Regions from separate parts of the Mus musculus genome. Here region 2 is linked to region 1. A link is a loop called in an ENCODE intact Hi-C map of the cell type or tissue named here. Cell type or tissue: left cerebral cortex. All regions are shown on one strand. Links, peaks and the distances in the headings refer to the core of each region. The heading gives the core; the rest is flanking DNA.

Region 1 (10,623 bases), core at 2,682-7,681:
TTTTCCCTTCATGCAATGCGAATTTTTCGGTGTATGTCCTAATATTTTAGAAAACTTTCCCAAGCCTTTCCAAAACTTTGAGAGGTTCTACTGCTTTAGCTGTGAAATATAAGTTGATCCACTTCAAGTTCATTTTCATGTGGTAAGAGGTAAGATGAAGGATCTCTTCTCCTTGTGCATACCTTCTCACTTGTCTCATGCCCAGTGATGGCTACACCATGTATAGATGAGTGGTGTGTTGTCCCCATTGATCTGTCCTTAAATCTAGCTCTGGTTTATCAGCCCCCAAGATGGACTGCCTGAACAGCACTTACATTGTAATATTTTAACAGTCACAGACATAGTAATCCAGCAGTGAGTCTTAGGTCCCACCCTTTAGTTCTCTCTCCCTTACGGAGTGCACACAAGGTACCAAATACTCTACAATGTGATAAAGCTATAAAAACAAGAAAACATAGCTGGTTTTTTGAGAAAAATGCATAAAATTTTCTTGTTTCATAGTTTATTTACTTATTACACCAAGCTTATAGCTACAATTTCTACCTTTTTCATGGAAGTGGTTTTTAAGAGAAAATATTGGACAAACTTTAATAGAAATGCCCACTGAATACCTGCTTCTGCCTCATACCTATGGAGTGAGTCACAACTCATGAAAGCACTTGTCTATGAAACCCTAGATTCAATTACCACTATCTTATGTGTACCCATGCATGCATGCTCATATTCACATGCACTCACAAAAGCCACGAGCCTCTAGAGCGTGTGCCATCATCAGAGATCTGTAAGCATGCAATTATGCACTAATTCACTCTCTATGATAGAGGGGAGGTTCCCTCTCTCAGAATTCAATCTCGATAGTTTGCATAAGCTCATTACTGTGAGATGAGAGCTATAGGAATGCTAGCTCTTTCAATTCTTACTCCGGCATTAAGCATCCTGGTCAATAATCTCTCCCCCTCCCCCCAGATCTGTATTATATGTATTTAACCTAGATATTCAGAATAGTTGAAGATCTTGAGGTAAGTAACATACAGCTTGGATTTGCCCCAAGTATTTCTCAACTATTAGGCAGAAAAAGGGGGAGAAAGAAAAGCACTGGCAAAAGACTACATGATCCTCAGAAGTCACCAACTCAGAGGCATTGAGTACCTACAGTGTTCATAAAGAGCAGAAGATGTCAGGAACTCAGATCTTTGTATCAGCATATGAACACCCTCAGCCTAACCTTTTTTTTTTTTTTTTTTGAAACTCACAAAGGTGACCATCACACTCTTGGCCTAACCCACATTTAACAAACAAACAAACAATCAAACAAACACACAAACAAAATAAAAATGCTCTGACTTAGTTGCTACCATGTGATAATCAGGGGATTTCCTATAAACATAAATTTCCAGCTTCTTTCTGAAAGCCAGAAGGTATGGAAAACCCGGGCTTACAGTCTAGGCAGCAACCATCAGTTAGCCTCCAGCATCAGCTGCTCTTCATGAGATCAGATGTTTCAACTCCTGTCCACATTGCTAAAGAGATCTTTCCTACTTGGATTCTCTGAGGTAGGATTTTTTAAAAGCTGGATTCACCTTGATGTCATGTGAAGAGACTTAGAAATGATTGATTCTCATGGCTCACCTCTTTATAGAATCCATCTCGGGGATATAGAGCAGATCTGGGATTTTTGGTAAACTCTCCAGGCAATATTGTTCTATGATTAAGATGGAGGGCCACTTAGACACATCATTTAACCTGTATGTGTATCACCTGGCAATTCTGCTCAACTGCAGCTTGTGATCTAGGCCGTCTAGGACAGAACCTTGTATTCTGCATTTGTGACCCGTTCTTAATTCTGCCGGTGCAGCTGATCTGTGGGTCTGGTGTTGACGAAGACTCCAGGACACTGGTACTCATTTGGTTTGTGTTTGAAAACCTAAAATACACACTAAGATTTCAAGGCCAGTGGAAGCACATTCTAACATCACGGTTAGTACAGATGGCCAATGGATGCATCCTACTTGTTTTCACTGTTGAGGCTATTGTCTCAATTATGGTTACTCAAACTCTTTCTCTGTAGTTCGGGTCCTTGATTGACTCTGATTTCCATGCCATCTTTGCCAGCGATGATACTCTTGTATCTCTGTTGGGAATTTCCCATCTTCTGACATATTTATCAAATAACCAAAGCCAACAGTTTGATAAGTACTGGTTGAATTGTGTGTGCTGTGTGTTTGTCTGTTTGTCAATTTGACACAAGGTAGAGTCAAGGTAGAGTCTTCTGGGAAGAGGGCTTCATAATTGACAAAAACTTTTTATTATATTGGCCAGTAGATAAAAATGTGGGACATTTATTTATTTATTCCTGATTAATGTGGAAGGGTGCAGCCCACTGTGGGTGATGTCACCCCTGCGGAGGTGCTCCTGGATTGTACAAAAGAGAAAGGTGAGGGATTTATGCAGACTAAGACAGGCAATTCCTCTATGACCCCTGCTTCAGTTCCTGCCTCGACTTTCCCTCATGATGGACTGCAGGCTGGAAAAGGAAGAAAGCCCTTCCCTTTCCTCCTAAAGCTGCTTTTGGTGATGGTCTTTCTCCCAGCAATAGAAAGCAAACCAGAACGCTGTGTCTACGTGACATACGAGCATTTTATTGGGGTGGGTTCCAGTATGTCCCAGAAGGCCCAGGATAATCATTCTCAACTCCCAGCATGCAACAAATGGTTTGGAGAGTTTCCTAAAACAGCTTTTTTTTTTCTTTCCACTCCAATCTGACATTTTTGGTTTAGAGAAGACAGATAATTTGCATTTCCAGGAAACTCCAAGGAGATGTTCACAGTCCTGCCCATCTGGGGTTTTTGTAGAAATGAAGAGAAAGCTTGTGGCACAGGGGCCCCTTTGCCTTATCATATCAGCTTCTTGCTTTATTACAGTTACAGTTTGTGTTCCCAGATAAGGTTTTACTCAAGAGGTTACTAGAAAACACAAGTATAAGGCTAAGAACTTGTCATGCAAGGGTAAGTACCTGACTTCAGAGCCCTAGTGCTCAAGTAAATGTGGGTGGGCATAGGGGCTTGACTGTAAATCCCAATGTACAATGTGCAGAGGCAGAAAATCTTTGGTGCAAATTGGCTAGCTGTAGTATCTGATGGGTGCTTCAGGTTCAAGTGGGAGACCCTGCCTCAATCCATAAGGTGGAGAATGAGGAAGACTCCACTGTTAAGTATACACAGGCACACACATGCATACACATGTGAATATGTATACATATGCACACAGGCTCATACTCCAAGTATGAATAGTCATATTGTTTTGTTATTGCTTTTAATTCATAAAATCTATGGGAAATGGAAATAAAATGTGTGGGAAGGTATCAATTTAATATCAATGAAATAGATTATTTGGTGCCCGGGTATGGAAAAATTATTTTTCTTTCATGTGACCCTCTTTGGACATAAGCTGTGTGTTGTGTTCAGTTATAATGAAAATAAGTCAAAGAACGTGTAAGTGCATAATCAATTGCTGAAGACTTTTCTATTAAGAGGAAGTGCAGTTGGGAATTAGATGCTTTTTTACGGCTGAATAGAATCCTATGCTGGAGCCTCTTTCCAAGACTCTAGTGAGCCCAAAGGGAGGAGAGAGCTAGCAAAGTTTGTATTTTCTTCGAGGAGAGGAAAACTAAAGAAAACATCTGTGAATGTTTTATTACTTGAGTTGTCTTAGTTTGGATTAGATTTAAGGGCTTCTACCGCAGGAAACACACCACGGCCATCCACCAGGAGGCTCTTCCTTTCACAGACTACGGAAGAATGTACCCCTGTACCTTGGTTTCTAATTGCCACTATTAAATACTCCGACTGAAGCAACTTACAGGAGAAAGCATTTAACTCACAGTTCAGAGTAGTCTATCATGGTGGGTAAGTTAAGGCCATAGGAACTTGAATAGCTGGCCACCTTATGCCCTCAATCAGATAAGAGCAACCAGTAATGCATGCATGCATAGCCCTCATTTTTTGTCTCCATTCGTACAGTACAGAATTTCCTGCCCTAGGTGTGATTCTACTCATAATTAAGATGGATCTCCCTACACAAATTAACATAATCTATATTCAGAGAGATTCTATAAAGACTAGGCTGGTTTGAACTCGAGACTATGGCTTCAGCTTCAAAGTGCTGGGATTACAGACTTGTCACCACATCCTGAATGGTAGGCAAATTCTTTATTTTATTTTTTATTAGATATTTTCTTTATATAAATTTCAAATGCTATCCTGAAAGTTCCCTATATCCTCCCCCCGCCCTGCTCCCCTACCCACCCACTCTGCTTCTTGGCCCTGGCATTCCCCTGTACTGGGGCATATAAAGTTTGCAATACCAAAGGGCCTCTCTTCCCAGTGATGGCCAACTAGGCCATCTTCTGTGTAGGCAAATTCTTTTTTTTTCTTTTCTTTTCCATTTTTTTATTAGGTATTTAGCTCATTTACATTTCCAATGCTATACCAAAAGTCCCCCGTAGCCACCCACCCCCACTCCCCTACCCACCCACTCCCCCTTTTTGGCCCTGGCGTTCCCCTGTACTGGGGCATATAAAGTTTGCGTGTCCAATGGGTAGGCAAATTCTTAAATGTGATGTGGGTAGCAGCCTGCTTTTGTCTTTATTAGATACCAAGAGTACCAGAAACATTAGTACCTGAATTGTGTACTGAGATCTCTTCTTTTAGAATGGGCGTCACCTTTAAACGTGACTGCATTTGTTTAACATAAACTGTGAATTTCATTTTTTCCCTCTGCTTCCAAAACTCACAGTAATACACTACCAAATTTAGAATTTGACAACAGACTAAGTTCTTGGTTAAGAAAAAGCATTTTGTTGCCAGAATAGCTGCAAAAGGGATCTTTAGGGCAAGAAGGGTGGGTGGCTACAGGTTCCTGAACTACAAAATAAGACATATTTTGGGAGCAAAATTTAAAAAGTCCATGAGTTCTTGAACGTTTTTATGAAGACAAAACACGGGGCTATCATCCTTTCTTATCTGGGAAGGCTGAGCCATTATCACTTTTTTCTTGAGCAGCTTCCATAGTGGTTTCTACTCCAAGGATCTACATTTTTACATCTAACAAACCATAGACTTCATTTGAGTTTCTCCAGCCTATCAGAAGCGTTAGAAGGCGGTGGACTGGCTGAATGACCTACATAGGCTCTGCCTTGCAAGGACTGCCAGAGATCACCCGGTATGCGCCCTCCTCACAGAACACTCCTTTTCCTCTAGATCCCGCCTTGGTTCCTGGAGGCAGCCGTGCCAGGCTTTTGCAGGCGGCGGGCACTCGTTGCTCCAGCTCACCCTTTCACCCCTCCTTCACCCCGGGAGTGCCACGCCGGGTGGCGCGGTTTTTCTGACCACTAGGGAAGCTGGGCAGGCAAGGCCAGGAATTACAGGGCCTCCCCGCTTTGGCGAGCCCTCGCATCTGCATCTTCCTGAACCCAGCCACTGTCCTGAAGCTCTAGTGGATTCGAAAGAGGCAGGGTCTCGCAGGCAGCCGGCTGGGCTCCAGAGAGGCCTGAACTTATTTCCCACCCCCCACCCCCATCCCCATTTGAACTCCCTGCTTCGGGCCTGGGCGACGCCCCGCAGGCGAGCCAGCCCCAAGCACGCAGAGTTAGAGCGCTCCGTAGCGGAGGGCGCGCGCCGTCCAGTCGCCCGGGGCATCCCCGAGCCGGGGGCGGGGGCGAGGGCAGCGAGGGGTGCGGGGTAGGGTCGGCAGCACAGAGCGTAGCTCCTAGACCTTGGTAGCCCTCCCGGAGACTGGCAGAGGCGGAGGGCGCGGCTCGGGCGCTGGGGGGCGGGGTCTCGGGCGTTGATTGGTGTGTATCTGGGGGCGGGGCGCAGGGGCGGGCCCGGGGTGGGGCTGGCGCCTGGCGCTGGAGCTGCGCCGCTCAGGGAGAGGAGTAGCTAGCAGCTGGAGCCGAGTTGGAGGAAGCAGCGGCAGCGGCAGCGGCAGCGGTAGCGGTGAGGACGGCTGTGCAGCCAAGGAACCGGGACAGCGAAGCGACGGCAGGTCGCAGCTGGATCGCAGGAGCCTGGGAGCTGGGAGCTTCAGAGGCCGCTGAAGCCCAGGCTGGGCAGAGGAAGGAAGCGAGCCGACCCGGAGGTAGGCGGCGGCGGGTCCCGGTGTGCCCGGGAGGGGGAAGCGGTGCGAACGCGCACGGCCGCTGCTCTTCCTGTCACCGGCAGCCACTTCTGCTGCCGAGCCACTCAAGGGGAAGCGAGCAGGCTGCCAGCTCCCAGTCGCCAGCATCTCTCGGCCACTTGGAAGCCTTCTCCGGCCAGTGACCAGCTTGCTTGGTCGCAGCCACCTCCTGCTCTCATTTCCTTCGTGCCACCCCGGGCGGGCTGTGCTCGTTACCCGGAGCGTTCGGTCCTGGAGTTGCCAGCGGTCACCGGCTCCCCTCCTCCTCCGTCACCTCACGCTTCCGAGGGTCCCCGATCGCCCTGCAGCTTTCCGAAGCCGGGAGCGCGCGAGGAGAGTGCCTGGATCGCTGCCTTTGCGTTAGCGCGGCGTACCCTCCAGGCCCGGAGCCCCAGCCGGGGTCTCCGGCCAGGCTGGGCCATGGTGGTCCCCGGAGCTCGCCCCCAGCCCCCGCCCTCCGAAGTTTGCCTCCCTCCTCTTCCGGGGTGGGGGAAGTGCTCCTCGGGGCGGTCGGTGGCTGGGGCTCTAGCTCGGCGTCTGGCGCCCGCCGGGCTTGGGCAGGTTGCTGGAGGCATAATGAGTGGGATCCTGGCACCGCCCGGAAATCCAGCTTTTCCTAACGCGGGGCGACCCTGGAAGGACCTGCCCAGCACTAAGCTGCCGGCCAGGGAGAACCGGCCCGCGTGCAAGCCAGAGCTAAAATATCTGGGGGAATTGTCTGCAAGCTACTTCCTTCCCAAAGGCAGAAACTGCCCGGCAGATCACGAGACAAAGAGAATAGAAACGCTCTGACCAGGCACGCATGTACAGAAATGCATTTTAGTAACCAGCTTTCGCGCACAATAACGCAAGGGTGTGAGCGGAGTGGCTGTGACATGTTGAATGCTGTGTGCCGGCACTGTATTCAGGGGAATTCTGCTCCTGGCGCTAGTAATACCGGAAAGGTCTCACTTCCACCGTTAATTCTTGAAGAAGCTGCAGGCTCTATTGCTGTACTGGTGTGAATTTATGCTTTATTTAGGGGTTTCATGATTTTAGGACTTAATTTTCCCCCTTTTCTTTTCCTGTCTTTTTCCTCTTTGTCAGACAGTGTGAAATAGGAAAGGATGAAGCAGTTCCGGGTTTTAAGTGTAGCATGAGATTGTCATTTCAGTGAGATCGAGTTTCAAGTTTTAGGTGGTAGGGTTACTCACAAAGCTGGTTGACCTAGGCTCCTTGTGCAAGCCTCTCTTAATATTTCATTAGCTTGTGTTCCATGTTGGGCATTTGAAAGATAGTAAATTATGAGCTAAGAAAGCTTGTAGTAGGCAGATGGGTTTATTTCTGCCTCAGAGCAGATTGATTGCTAAAGTAGATATCATTAGGACTTCAGGGCCTTCTGCACAGGTGAGCCGCCCATGCATCGTTTGTCACTGAGCAGGGAACCAGCACCCCAAGAGCCCCCCCCTTTTTTTTCATTTTTTTTTTGACAGTTGCACTCAAGCAGACCATTTTCTGAAGCACACAAGTTGCTTAAACTTTGGAAAACATGTGCTTTTTGCTTATTACAAAGAAAATGATCCTGGTTTTTCTTGTGCCTCTTGTGGTTCAAAGGCAGGTTTAAATGGGGGAAGCTCCTTGCCTGGCAGGAGTTCTGTGCCACGCCACTGCTGGCTGCCTTCCTCTAAGTGCCTGTTGCAGGCCACGCCACTTTTCCATAGCAGTCTGTCAGCTTTTACGATTTGAAGAAAGTTGGATGCAGCTGATAACTGGCTCTCAGACTGTTGTGGGAGTTTGCTTTTAACTTTCATCTTGCACCAAGACCTGTTCCTAGTTGCATAACAGAACTCTGCCATGTGCACATTGTTATCTGTCATTTTATTTGCATTTTTATGATAGCATTCTGCTTTTTCACATCTGGGATGCACTGCAGTCATGTAAAAAGAAGGATTTCACTGCCCACTGACTCCATTTATTGTTTTCTTTAGCTGTGTGTGTGTGTTTGGTACATTTCTAATGTATGAAGTTAGTTTGGGAAAACTGAGCAATTGAACACATAGAAATATGCATTTTTGGCTGCTGATGGTGGGTGGTGTGCATGCATCTTTTGGAACTGTTAATTACACCTAACCTGATCAGTGCACCCCCTGCCCTTTTGTTCTTTTATTAAGTATATATTAATTGTATACAACAGTGAGGTTTTTGGGGGGACATTTTTCTACATGCATGTACCATAGTTTGTTCATATTCATTAGCCTTTTCTTGTCTCTTTCCCTCTCAGGCTAATCTCTCAAAAGGCTTTGAATCTTAAGTTCAAGTTTACTCAACCTCCACAGACCTAGTACCCTTAAAAACAGTGGCTTTTCCTTTCAACTGTTTCTGAGCCCACCATGGAACTTGAAGTTTGTTGTGTTGATGGACATTTCTTCTCTGCCACTCTGTCTCCTAAGTAGTGCAGCGAAATGTTGTAAAAGGCATTTACTTTGAGAAAATTATCCACATACTTGTTACAGTAGGAGGAATTCTGGTCCAGCTTTTATTGTGTTTACATTTTTTTTGACTTGCAAAATGTGTTTTATTGGATAAAGAGATAGCGAATGAGTCACCTGGGGAAATAGTCCCATGGGCAAGTCGTCTGTACAAGCCAAGCTAAGGTTTGCATGTGCGCTTTTGACTTTGAATCTCTCATGAATAAGGTGTACACACGCAGATGGATTGAGCTCCTATCAGTCTATTAGGCTCATTACACAGGGCAAGCAAAGCACAAAGCCCTTTCCATGACGTAGGGCTTTGCTAGCTAAGGCAGGAGATGAAGCGTCCTGGGGAAGCTAGGAAAACCAGAAAGTCACCTGTCAGTCCAAGGGGCTATTAGTTGTATGTGTGAGAATGTATCAGTTTGGAGGCAGTTTCTCATGCAGTCCACCCTGGCCTTGAACTCTTAATGTAGCAGAACTTGACTTTGTACTCTGGAGTGGTTCACCTCTATCTCCCAAGCCCTGGGATTACAAACTTGTGCCACCAAACTCAACTGTCAGGTTTTTGGGTTTTTTTTTTTGTTTTTTTTTTTTTTTAAGACAGTGTAAATTGCATCTTTATTTATTTATTTATTTATTTATTTAAAAAAGCATCGGTTGTGATTAACTTTTAAGCACTCATATTTTATTGCAATTTTTAAAGTCTCCTTTGACTCCTCTCTAATGAAATTTTTTTTGTGTGGGGGGGTCATGGTTTTGCCAATACTCTTATTGAAATCACTTGCCTAAAGTACTGGCAATTAAGGCCGTTTCTTGTACACTAAGCCAAATGAACTGAAAGATAGAGGGTGTAAAAACTTATAGCTTGTCTGTCTGGCTCATGCTATCCTCCCCCCCCCCCCACTCCCCAACCTCCCATTTTCTGGAGAAACGTGCACCGAGTACAAGCTTACTAAAGAAAAAAAAATCGTAAAAACAGCACTTTGTTCTGCCACTATTGTATACCTTAAAGTAAATCAAATATATACCCATAAGCACCTGTAGTCAAAACAGTTCTCAGGTTAATGATCACCTGGGGGAGAATTGAAATCATAGGCGCCTGGCCAAAGGGTCAGGAGGCTCTGCCAGTGGGTGTTGTGAGGAGTTACAGGCGGGGTGTCTGGCCAGCAGTTCAGCCTTTGCCCCTTTCCTTCTTCCTGGAATGCCTCTGTAGTCCTGACAAACTGGGCTTATCCCAGGAGGACCCAGCTGCCTTCATTCTCTGGGGGCATTGCGTGACTGTGTTCAGTTTTTCCTCTTTGAGGAAGACGCCATGAAACTCAACTAGATAGCAGTGTCGGGACTCCCACCTTGTGCTCTGCCACCAAGTCACAATTCTGTCCCCCTCCCACATACGCCCCCTGACCTCCCCTGGGCCACCTTCCACCTTGGGTCTGGAGAGAGAATTACTTGGGCTAAGTCCACAGGCAGGCTCTATCTGACTCTATTTACAGCAGGAGTTTTATTTTAGGTAGCTTCAGGCTTCTTTTTAGAACTGCTTGCAGCACTGAAAGGCAGCGCAAGAGAAAATTCCTGGCACCTGTCTGTTTCGGTTTTAAATCTGCATTGTGCAAACAGCAGTGACATTCAATGCCGATATTGCTAGCAGTCCTATTGTTACCAAGAGCGGAACAAGAGTGCTGGAACTGCAGTTGACTGTCACTTCAGGCACGCCTTTTAGCTTTGCTTGTTTTCTCATCTGCAAAATGGGGCCGAGAAGGACACTCGAGCGGTTGTAAGGGTTCACGTCAAATTCCCCAGAATTGTGCTTGGCACACCCCAAGCACAGAGTCGGGGTAATTGAGAAGCGTGGTGCTACATACTTTTGTGAGTGTAATTGCCTTTAACCTTCATAATGACCTGGGAAGGTATAGGTCTGTTTCCATCGGCCTCATATGATGACGGAGGGAGGAGCTATAGTTACATATCTAGTCATGGACCAGGGCAGCCGCTG
Region 2 (10,623 bases), core at 2,500-7,499, 140 kb before region 1:
AGGGCATAATAGGGCTTATATACTGGGTTTAGTATACAGATAGGTTCTCAGATCTGCATGGTTTATTGTCCTAATTTCTTTTTCTGTTGCTGTGTAAAATAAAGACAACTTAAGAGAGAATGGACTTGTTCTGGTCCAGAGTTCAGGTTAAGGTCCACTCTGGCAGAAAAGTCACAGTGGCAGGAACTGAAAGGAGCTGGTTACGTCATATTCGGAGACAGAATGAACGGGCAACAGACACCAGCATGTTGGTGCTCTCCTTCATTTCTCTGTTTTAAACATGTCAAGGCTTGGTCCTGCCCACCATCATGAATCAGGACAGTCCTTCACAGACATGCCTTAAGACCTATCTCCTGGGTGACTCTAGAGTCTGTCAAGGTGACAAATAACACTAATCGTCACATCTAGAGCAGTCGTTCTCACCATTCCTAACCCTGTGGCCCTTTCATGTTGTGGGACACCTCCCCCCCCCCTGCCCCCAGCCATAAAATTACTTTCATTGCTACTTCATAACTGTAATTTTGCTACTGATATGAGTCATAGTGTAAGTATCTGTGTTTTCTGATGGTCTTAGGCAACCCCCTGTAAAAGGGTTGTTCAACCTCCGCAAAGAAGGTCACAACTCACAGGTTGAGAATTGCTAGCCTGGAGGTACAACTGAGTCACAGAAGGTGCTCACTCTCTTTCCTGTTCATCTTGTGGGCCCTGGAATTTAGGGGGAGCTAGACTCACAGAAGGAGGTTTTTGCTTGCTGCTTTGCTTTGCTTTGCTTTGGAAAACAAGATTTTAGATTGTGGGGGTTATTTGTTTGTGGTTGTTTGTTTTTGCCAATTGGAAACAAACAAAAACTACCATGGGAGTGACACCAGTGAGCTCCCAGTCATCAGACTTTGTATTTTCAAAAGGGTGTTTGTCCTGTTGACCCAGTCTCTTCAATTGGTCATATGGTCGATACTGACAGCTTTCTTTTTAAATGTCCCCAAGGGTGGCACAAGGGTGTCTTGGATTTTGACCACAACTAAATCTGAAAGCTGCTTTTGATAGTCCCAATAATCGGTGCCTTTTCGTTTCCTGCTCTAGAAGTAGTTACTTACCTTGAGTGTGAGTTGGATTTATTTTTGAGGTGCTGAGATTTGAACCCAAGGCCTTATGCATGGCTAGGTCAGCTCCCTACAACCACTAAATCCTAGTCCCCAAGATTCCCATCTATAGAGTAGAATACAGCAAAAGTAATGCTATAAGTTTCTCAAGACTGGATAATGTGTGCCCATGGCCGTCTATTTTTCTAGCATTCTTATCCCCAGGAGTCTTAAGAAAAGGCTATGAACTTTGTGAGAGGCTGAGGTGTAGAGTTTCTGAACAGTAGCTGTCAACCATCCTGTGCAAACCCCACCCCTACCCCACCTTTGTTCTTCAAACAACACTGGGATGCAAGTATTTGCATGGCATTTTCATTGTATTCATTGTTATCAAGAGATAATTTAAAGTATACAGAAGGATGTAGATCAGTTCTGTGCAAAGAGTGCTTAGTTTTATATAAGGGTCTTGAGCATCCAGTCTCCCATGGATACCAAGGAACAGCTATATATCTCCACTTCTACTTTTGTCAACAAGTTTCTCTGTAACACAGTGTCCTACTTTTATGTGGCTGCTTTTCTCTGAGTGAGAAAAACAATTTTTTTTTAAAAAAATCTGAAATCATTGTTCTATTAGAAAAAAAAATGCCCACTGTTTTAAAAGCACAGATTTATAGATTATAGTTCCCATGGTAACCCCTTGACCTAGAGACCAATTCTAAATCATCTTAAATGTCAAAATTTTATATTGCTGATCTTTTAATGATAATCCAGATGGCTCTGGACTTAAAACATTTATGGGAAGTGAGCTTCATTTTATATCCTTTTGTGGTAATAGAGTAACTATAGAAAAATGCATAGAAGTCTTTTTATATAACTTTATTTACCTTAAGACTATTTCTTCTTTTTCTTCTCTTCATCCTCCTCCTCCTCCTTCTTCTTGCTTCCAGTGCTCACCTGCTTTTGATAGCACCAGTAGACATCTTATCAGACCCTTCCTTCTCTATTCTGCCATCAAGAGACTGATAAGCCTTTGTTTAACCTTCGTGACAACTGGAAAACCTAACAGGCTGTTCTTCCTGGACCAGGACCATGAGACTTAGTCCTTTATAACCTGAGACATCTAAATGCAAACCCTATGCAAGGGGATTTTCTTTACCTGTTCCCGGGGTCCAGAGCTACATAACCCTCTCCAGGGGACTAGGAATATTCCCTGTGAGTTCTATTTTCCCCTACAGTGATGATAAAATTCGAGACACAGAGAGGGATCTCCTGCTATTACCTTGCTTTTCTCTGCCACTTCTCAGAATTGGCAATCCTGCATCAAGAAGCACATTAGTTTAGGGTTTGTGAGTTTGTAAGAAGGGGTAGATGGAAACCAGGATACATATTGGAGGCTCTGATGAAGGACTACCTGATAGCAATAGTGACAGCCTTACAACCGTAGCATCAGAATCACATACAGATTCAACATCAAAACCCTTCCAACCCTGCTCCCTTCTTACTCTAAATATCTCCATTGGCCCATCTCATCTCTTCTCTGCTGACAGCATGGCCTGGATGATCCTTACACAACCTCTGCCTATGAGAAGTTGAAGCAGAAAGATGGAGAGTTCATGGTCAAGTTGGACTACATCATGAGACTCTGCTTCAAAAAGAAAATACATAAAAACATACTAATGAGTGAGACTGTATTACTGCAAGGCTGATATCTGCTTGATATCATCTGCTGATAAATCTGCTATCATTTATTTTTAAGAAATGAAATAAAGTATCTGCAAACACTGCTACTCCCTATTATCCTGCCCTGTACCCAGCTAAACATCTCTATGCAGTACTGTGGTGAGCAAAAAGCTTTGAGTCTCAATCCACTTTATTGAATAAATCACAATGAAGTTGACAAGATTATCACATTTACTAATGAACATAAAACTAGGGAAAATAGTATAAATAGTTTAGCTTTTGCAAAAATGATAAATGTGTTCTATGTATGCCAAGGATGGTAGAATATTGTCCACACCATCTTAGACCAGTGGTTCTCAACTTGTGGGTTGATCCCTTTAGGATTGAATGACCCTGTCACAGCGGTCTCCTAAGACCCTCAGACATTACAGATATTTACAATATGATTCATAACTGTAGCAAAATTACATTTATGAAGTAGCAATGAAAATAATTTCATGGTCACCACAACATGAGGAACTGTGTTAAAAAGGTTGCAACCTTAGGAAGATTGAGAACCACTGTCTTAGGCAGACATGATAACCTAAATCCAAATTATTTGGTTCAGGGTTTGCAAACTACAGTCCATGAGTAGAGTTCCCTCTATTTGTTTTTATGAATAAATTTCACAAAATGCACTAATTTATCTACCTTTCCTGTGGATGTGAGGTGTGGGAGATGGCACCGTAAGGCTGTACACAAGCCACTGAGCTACATCCCTAGCCTTAGTAGGTGCTTTTAAGTTACAGCCATAGAACAGAGACAAGCGACTGTGGCTCAAAGAGCCTGAGCTATCCATTCTCTACCCTTTCGTACACTGCAATCCTGCTCCAGTCTGTATTCATGCCAAGGAGAACTGGCATGGAGACAACTCCTAAGCAGGAGCATCTTTTTCAGAGGCCCATTGCACAGTGAAAGCATACAGCCTCCTCTTCCAACTGTTAAGCAGACACAACTTATCATACCAAGCATGGGAGCCCATGCGATTGACAGACAGTAGACGGGACAGGCCATGAAGGCACTCCTAACTAGAATGCCTTCACTAGAGTTTTCTCTTTGTAACACTATTTCCATTTTCATTCCCAAGTATTTTTGAAGCCAAGTATAGAACAAAAGGAAAGTGTTAACAAAGTTTTATCATGTAGCAATATGACATAAATGAAGTTCGGAGTTGCCAATTGTCCTAGTTACTGTCTATTACTGTAACTAAACACCATGATCAAGTCAATTTACAGGAGAAAAAAAAAGGAATTTTATTTAGTTTATGGTTTTCAAGGATTGGAGTTCACAAAAGGAACAACTGAGAGCTTACATCTTGATCAAAGAGGGCAGGGGTAGTGGAGGTGGGGGGAGAAAGAGAGAGACAGAGACAGAGACAGAGACAGAGAGAGACAGAGAGAAGCACAAGCACACTGGCACAGTGGGAATCATATAACTGTTTTACCCTCCAAAGCCTGTTTCTAGTGGCACAATTTAACAAGACCACACCTACTAAGCTTTCCCAAACAGTTCCATGAACTGGGGACCAGATGTTCAAATATTTTAGCTTAGAGGGAATATTCACATCCAAGCTCCTCATTTCACTCCGTAGCCCCCTTAGGTTTTTGGCCATAATATAATGCAAAGTTTATTTAGCTTAACTTCAAAAGCTATATTCTGTAATAGTCTCAACACAGTGCCCTGAGAATCAAAGTACTGTCTTAATTGTAGCCCCCTGTAAAATCAAAAAGTGAGTTACATATGTCCAAATTACAATGAGACAGAATATACGTTACCTTCCCAAAAGGGAGGCGTTGGGGCAACATGAGGAAATCCTGGACCAAAGCAAGACTGAAACCCAGCTGGGCAAACTCCAAATCATACGGTTCTATATCTGATATCAGAGTTCTAGCTGGCTATCGCTTTTCCTACTGAGACAGGGTATGCATTGGGCATCATTTGCATCTTTTAAAATGAGAAAGGAATGTGTGTTTTTAATGTCAGGAAAGGATTCAACTTCACACTGTATGGACTGTTTCTGAAATCAGGATGGATAATTATAATTCAATCTGTCAGCAATGGGAAGTGAGAACTCTGTGTTCATGGGTTCTTTGGCATGTCTAGTGGCTTTCTCTTGCCTCTTTACTCCAAATGAAGTTGAATCTGCCATCTTGGGAACTCTGGCCATTCATATACACATATCTTTTTGGTTTAAGCAGATTCATTGATGCTTGATACAAAAATAGTAGCTTCACAAATATGTGATTTCTTGAACTTCAAGATAGGTGCTAACATCAACTGGTACTCAGGTGACCTCAGAGTGGGACACCCCTAACCACTGTGAAAGATGACATAGAAACCTAGTTTTGTTCTAGAAGTGATTGTTGACTACCCGGGTCTTTTTCTCCATGTGAGCAATCCTGTATCACATGATGAGTCTCTACTCCCAGGGGAAATATGCATTTGTCATCACAGTCCTGCTGTGGTTGGGGAACCATATGTGCACCAAGACTAAACTTGGGTTCCCTGGCAGATTGCCCCGTGAACAAAAGCAGAAATCCACTAAAAGGACAGGGAAGTTAGATTCATGACCTAAAAGGGGAAGATTAAACCAAGATGTGCCACGAACAGAGTGACGCTGCTGAAGTGGAAAGAAAGGTCAGGTGTCCTGGAGGTCAGCGAGACCCAAGGGGAGGAAGGACTGGAAATAAGCTGCCAGGGTTTGGATTCTAGCTTCATTACTGTGCATTTCTGTACATTACTGAAGCAAGTTAGCTGAGTTAGCTATGCTTCATTTTATTCATCCATTAAAAACATAATGAATAGTATCTATCTCACCAGGCTGTCTGCTGCATCAATGTTTGCTGCAAAGCCTTCATTAATAACAACATCAATATTGAAACTAGAATGCAAACTCTGGCATAAGAAGTGTAAGTCATTGTGCTGGATTGCTCAGTGCATTAGTCTAACAGGATAATAAAACAAATAGCATTGACTAAGAGGCTTATACAGAGAAATCCATCTTTTACAATTCCAGCCACATAAGAAGTTACACATCAGGTGTTGCAGAGTTGGTTTCTCCTGAGGTCCCCTCCTTGGTTTGAGGCTGGCTGTCCTGAGTTCATATAGTCATCCCTTTGACACAAATGTCAACATTTCTTAGAAGGCCACTAGTCGCACTGGTTAGAGTCTATCCTAATGGCCTCTTCTGAGCTTCACAGTCTCTCTGCTGGCCCTGTCTCTGAATACTGTCACCTTCTGAGCTACTGGGAATCAAGACATGGAAAGTCAAGGAGGTTAGGGCCATACCCATAAGAATCAGTTTCATTAAGCTAAAATTATGTTCCATTTATCCAAATGGCTCTAAATTGGCCAAACATAGGTACCAGTTTCAAACTTGGAGACAGAAGGGCAGTAGCCTCGGCCCTCTGGAGGTCACTGCAGTTGTTGAAAGCAACAGACGCTGAATGCCAGGGGGACCTAGTTTATTTACCCTGGCTCTCCTCTGATGCTCAGCCTGTATTCTACACTGGTGACCACCGGAAATGAGGCTGCCCCCTCAGCAATCATCACATACTTGAGAGCCACAGGCTTTCCCCACCCTTTTACCTCCACATTTCTATGTCTGGACGTGCCTGGCTTCTTGAGTGACTAGCTAGGAAGGCCTCTGATCTGTCCCCCAGCTTCCCCTCATTTCCCACAACTGTGCAATCTAGTTAGGAAGTACTTATGTTGTCCTGTAACTCCCAGAGTCACCGCTCATGTGACTGAACCCCGAGTAACACAGAAAGAAGAAGAGGGGGCCTTCCAAACCTGTTACTGAGAGCTATGAGAGTCCGAAAGCCTGCCGGTATTCCCAAGCCTGAGCTCATTCAAAAGCCCACGGACGCACATCGTTCCTCTTTCCATTTTGTTCTGATCCCAGTATGTTTCACAAATGGCTGCCAAGTAAAGGTTCCCGGAATCATAGTCACATCATCAAGTGGCGATCAAGTGAGGTCCCATAGGTGGTAAGCAGGGGTCACTGGCTCAGAATAGAGAACAAAGTTCTTAGAGGGTGCTTTCCAGGGAAAAAAAAGTGAAACATGTACGCAAAGTGTGAGAAAAGACTAAGCGTGGGTCACTGGTGGGAAAGTATAGAAAAAAACAAAACTTAACAAAGGAAAGGCATAAAAAAAAATCGAGGCACTTTTAAAAAGTAACTAATTTAGTACATACAAAAATCGGACGTGTATGGTTTTTTTTAATTACATTAGAAATTAGACAAGATATGTAATCAATCTAGCCCCATATTGAGAAGTGAAGGAGAAGTTTCAGACTGTGATGTGATGTGATGTGATATGAAATTGTGGGGAGAGTGTATGAAGAGATGGGAAAGACCTGTTGGAGGCCTGGCTGAGATGGCCCAAGAGGCAACTCCTTTGAGAGGCCAGACTGTATGTCTGTGGTAGCTGTGAGAGAACAGTAACAGCAAGAGAAGGTTTTAGAGAGATATGAGAAGATAATTATATAATTAGGGACTTATTTGGGGAATATGAGAGCCAATGAAGAGGAAGAAATGAAAAAGAACCTTGTGAGAAAAAGGAAATTAATCAGAGCTCAAGTGGAAGGAAGATCTGAGTTCTGGTGAGGCCTGGGCATTTTTATCACTATAGGGGGGAGGAAGAAGACACAGACCAACAAAAAGAGATTGTGTATATGTGTGTGTGTGTGTGTGTGTGTGTGTGTGTGTGTGTGTATGTGTATGTGTTGTGTGTGTGTGTGTGTGTGTGTGTGTATGTGTATGTGTTGTGCATGTGTTTGTCTATATGTGTGTGTGTGTGTGTGTGTGTGAGTATGTGTATGTATGTATGTGTATGTGTGTGGTGTGTGGTGTGCCTGTGTGTATGTGTATATGAGTACGTGTGTGTGAATGTGTATATGTGTATGTATGTTTATGTGCGCATATGTATTTGTGTTTATGTGTGCATATGTATGCATGTGTGAATGTGTATATGTGTGTGTTTGTGTGTGTGTGTGTGTGTGTGTGTAAGACTGAGATGAGGACACCTCCCTCCTTTCACTTCACCTCTGCATACTTAAGTATGAAGTCTCAACATACTTTCCTAGAGCTCTGTCCCAACCCCTGCCACTTTGGGAGGTCAGAGAATGAGGAAAGACCTAAGTCAGAGAGGAAGAGATTATAAGCCAAGAGAGGGAGAGAGGAACCATTCTGTTGGAGTCACACAGCTAATTAGGGACTGAAATCAAACTGGCTCCGAGCCTAGTACTCTTTCACTACCAAATTACCATGTAATATTGAACAGATGGGAGTGATTAAGGCTTAGGGCCATTATGAAGGCTAGCATAACCTGTGTTGCATCCAATAAGAGAACGGAGTAGAACCCCAGCCGAGAGATTTGAGCCTCACATTGCAGGAAGGGATAATTTTACCCACTGTGAGCCATGATTAGGTTTGAGTGGATTGAAGTAAACTGTAAACTTTTTAAAGTCACTGCTTCACTGCAATCCAACCCAGCTGGGCTAGAGAAACCCTGGCTGCCTTGGGTGGCACTCAAGGCACAGGAAGGGAGAAATGCCAGGCAGGAATATCCAGAATATGAACTGAAATCCACTCTCGAAGTCACACAGAGCCTCTGCAAATCTTCGTTCCACTCCATTCAGAGGCATGTATTAAATACACTGAAAGTTTAGACACTACTTAAAAATAACATTCGCCACTCCACCTCCACACATGTGGGGGCCTCGCAATATAACTTCAATGACAAGAGGCTCTTCCTCAAAATAGTCTTCCCTTAGACAGCTCCTTCATGACATCATGCAGCTTAAAAATCTTCTTTCCTTCTGTATTTGCATTTCTAAAATATCTTGGAACTTGGTATTTATTTTGATTGACATTTTTTTTATCCACCCTGTGGGTTTCAATTCCCCCTTCTCTTTACAAACGATGTAGAATTGTGAGTGCTGGCTATCTTAGTCATCTTTCTAGTGCTGTGGCACCATGACCAAGGCAACTCTTAAGAAAGAAAGCATCTAATTGAGGGCTGGTTTACAGTTTCAGGGGTTTAGTCCATTATTGTTCATGGTAGGAAGCATGGCGGCAGCAGGCAGGCACTGGAGCAGTCACTGAGAGCTATATCTTGATCTGTGACTTCAAAGATCACCCCCAGTGGCCCATCTTCTCCAATAAGAACACATCTACTCCAGCAAGGCCACACCTCCTAATCCTTCTAATCTTTTAAAACAGTGCCACTCCCTGGTGACTAAGCACTCAAATATGCGAGGTTATGGAGGCTATATTTATTCAAACTACCATACTGGCCTTGCTCAATCAAGTTGGCTTTGTTCTTACATAAATTTGGGATAAGGGCAATGTGTTAATTTATTAATGGCCACATTGACAAGTTCTTAGATTATGCTCACTCATGCTCCCCTTTGTAATTAAAATCCCTCTGTCAGACACTCAGTGCTTCTAATCAATACTGGCTTAATATCTTACCAATCATCTACATTACCCTAAGGCTGAGCCCTCAGGACCAGTGCTTGGAACTTCACCCACTGTTCTTTGTTTCTCTTTGCCAGGACTGAGATCCTGAGCCAGAAGAGACCTAGAAAATTTCTGTCAAATAAATTTGCCAGATTCCAGCCAGGCATCAGAGGGTATCCCCCAGTTGCCAGTATCCATTTCTATCTGATTACTCCTGTTTTATTACATTCCCATAGTTAAACCTCTGACTAGATAAGTACAATTGTATGGTCAGATCTCAGCTCACCTTACAGAAAGGCCAGGAGTGTTCATAGGCAAATAATGCAATGGACACCAAACAGAGGCCCGTCCTTATTTACTCAGGCTTGGGAGTATAATTTCTTGCTGAGAACAAAATAGATTATAACTGCATATGCTTTCTCTGACCGGTGTCCATTTCTTTCCCTGTTATTTTGTACATTTCTCATTATAGTTATAAGTGATTTGAATTTCTATTACCTGCTGATTATCTGTCTTCCCCATTAAATGTAAGATTCCTAAGGACAGAAACCATATCCATCCTGTTCTCCAAGTGCTGGGAACAATTTCTGACACATCGTAGACAGACTACTTGTACAATAATCGAAAAACCATGCTCTTACTTCCCATCAAAGCTATTTGTCCTGGGTTTCATCCATTGAAGATCCTGATGATAAGCCATCAACTAGAAATCCCTTCTTCCTGGGTCTTTTCCATCAGAGAAAAATGCTCATCTTAAAAACAATAATTGATTTATTTTATTCACCTCTCTAGCTGTAGCTCCATCTGCTCTTCATTTCTGTATTGTCCTTTACAGAAAAATTAAGTAACATGTGTGCCTGGGGCAAGGATGTAGCTCAGTGGCAGGCTGCTTGCCTAGTATGTGTTCGGTCCCTATAAACTCTGTGTTTGACCCCCATTACTGCCACCCAAACCACAGTTGTGCCTATACTTGTCATTTGCAATTTTCCAATGTATTTCCTGGTTTTCTCCAATCAGGGCTTTGTCTCAGCCATTTCAATAAAATTGCTCATGTTGAGCTCACCAAGAGCTTCTAATTTGCAACAGTATGCACAGCTTAAACAATCTGGCCCTGCTATCTTTCTCCGTGTATCTATAATGTGTGTGTGTGTGTGTGTGTGTGTGTGTGTGTGTGTGTGTGTGTATCTGTTCATGTGTTGGGGCGGGGCTTGCATGTCAGGGCCAGAGATCAATCTTGGATTCCACCTTTTTCTTTTTTTTCTTTTTTTTTAAAATACAGGATCTCCTAAATGGCTCAGAACTGGCTGATTTAGGCTATATTGTAGTCTTACATTCTCAACTCTGGGCTTATAAGGATAT

Evidence for each region. A loop is a pair of places that touch in the nucleus more often than their neighbours do. Peaks named below come from ENCODE experiments on the same cell type or tissue, not always from the same donor. Only the 100,000 strongest peaks of a DNase experiment are listed, where the experiment ranks them.
Region 2: it touches region 1 in a loop (4-fold over the local background); 6 of 42 quality-filtered maps call a loop at or near these places.

The regions. Positions count from the first base shown.
Region 1 is chr13:101,763,492-101,774,114 of GRCm38, reverse strand. Pik3r1 (phosphoinositide-3-kinase regulatory subunit 1) reads left to right here and starts at 5,898. Exons shown (of 16, transcript NM_001077495.2): 1 at 5,898-6,138. In left cerebral cortex, for the core only: CTCF peaks have their summits at 5,370 and 6,164; DNase peaks (open chromatin) are centred at 5,826, 6,420, 6,769, 6,986 and 1 more place; H3K4me3 peaks cover 2,610 bases; H3K27ac peaks cover 2,792 bases.
Region 2 is chr13:101,903,906-101,914,528 of GRCm38, reverse strand. No RefSeq gene overlaps it. Among named protein-coding and RNA genes, the nearest start is that of Gm41044, 110 kb to the left of the region's middle. In left cerebral cortex, for the core only: no CTCF peak of the experiment used is centred there; DNase peaks (open chromatin) are centred at 3,668 and 5,296.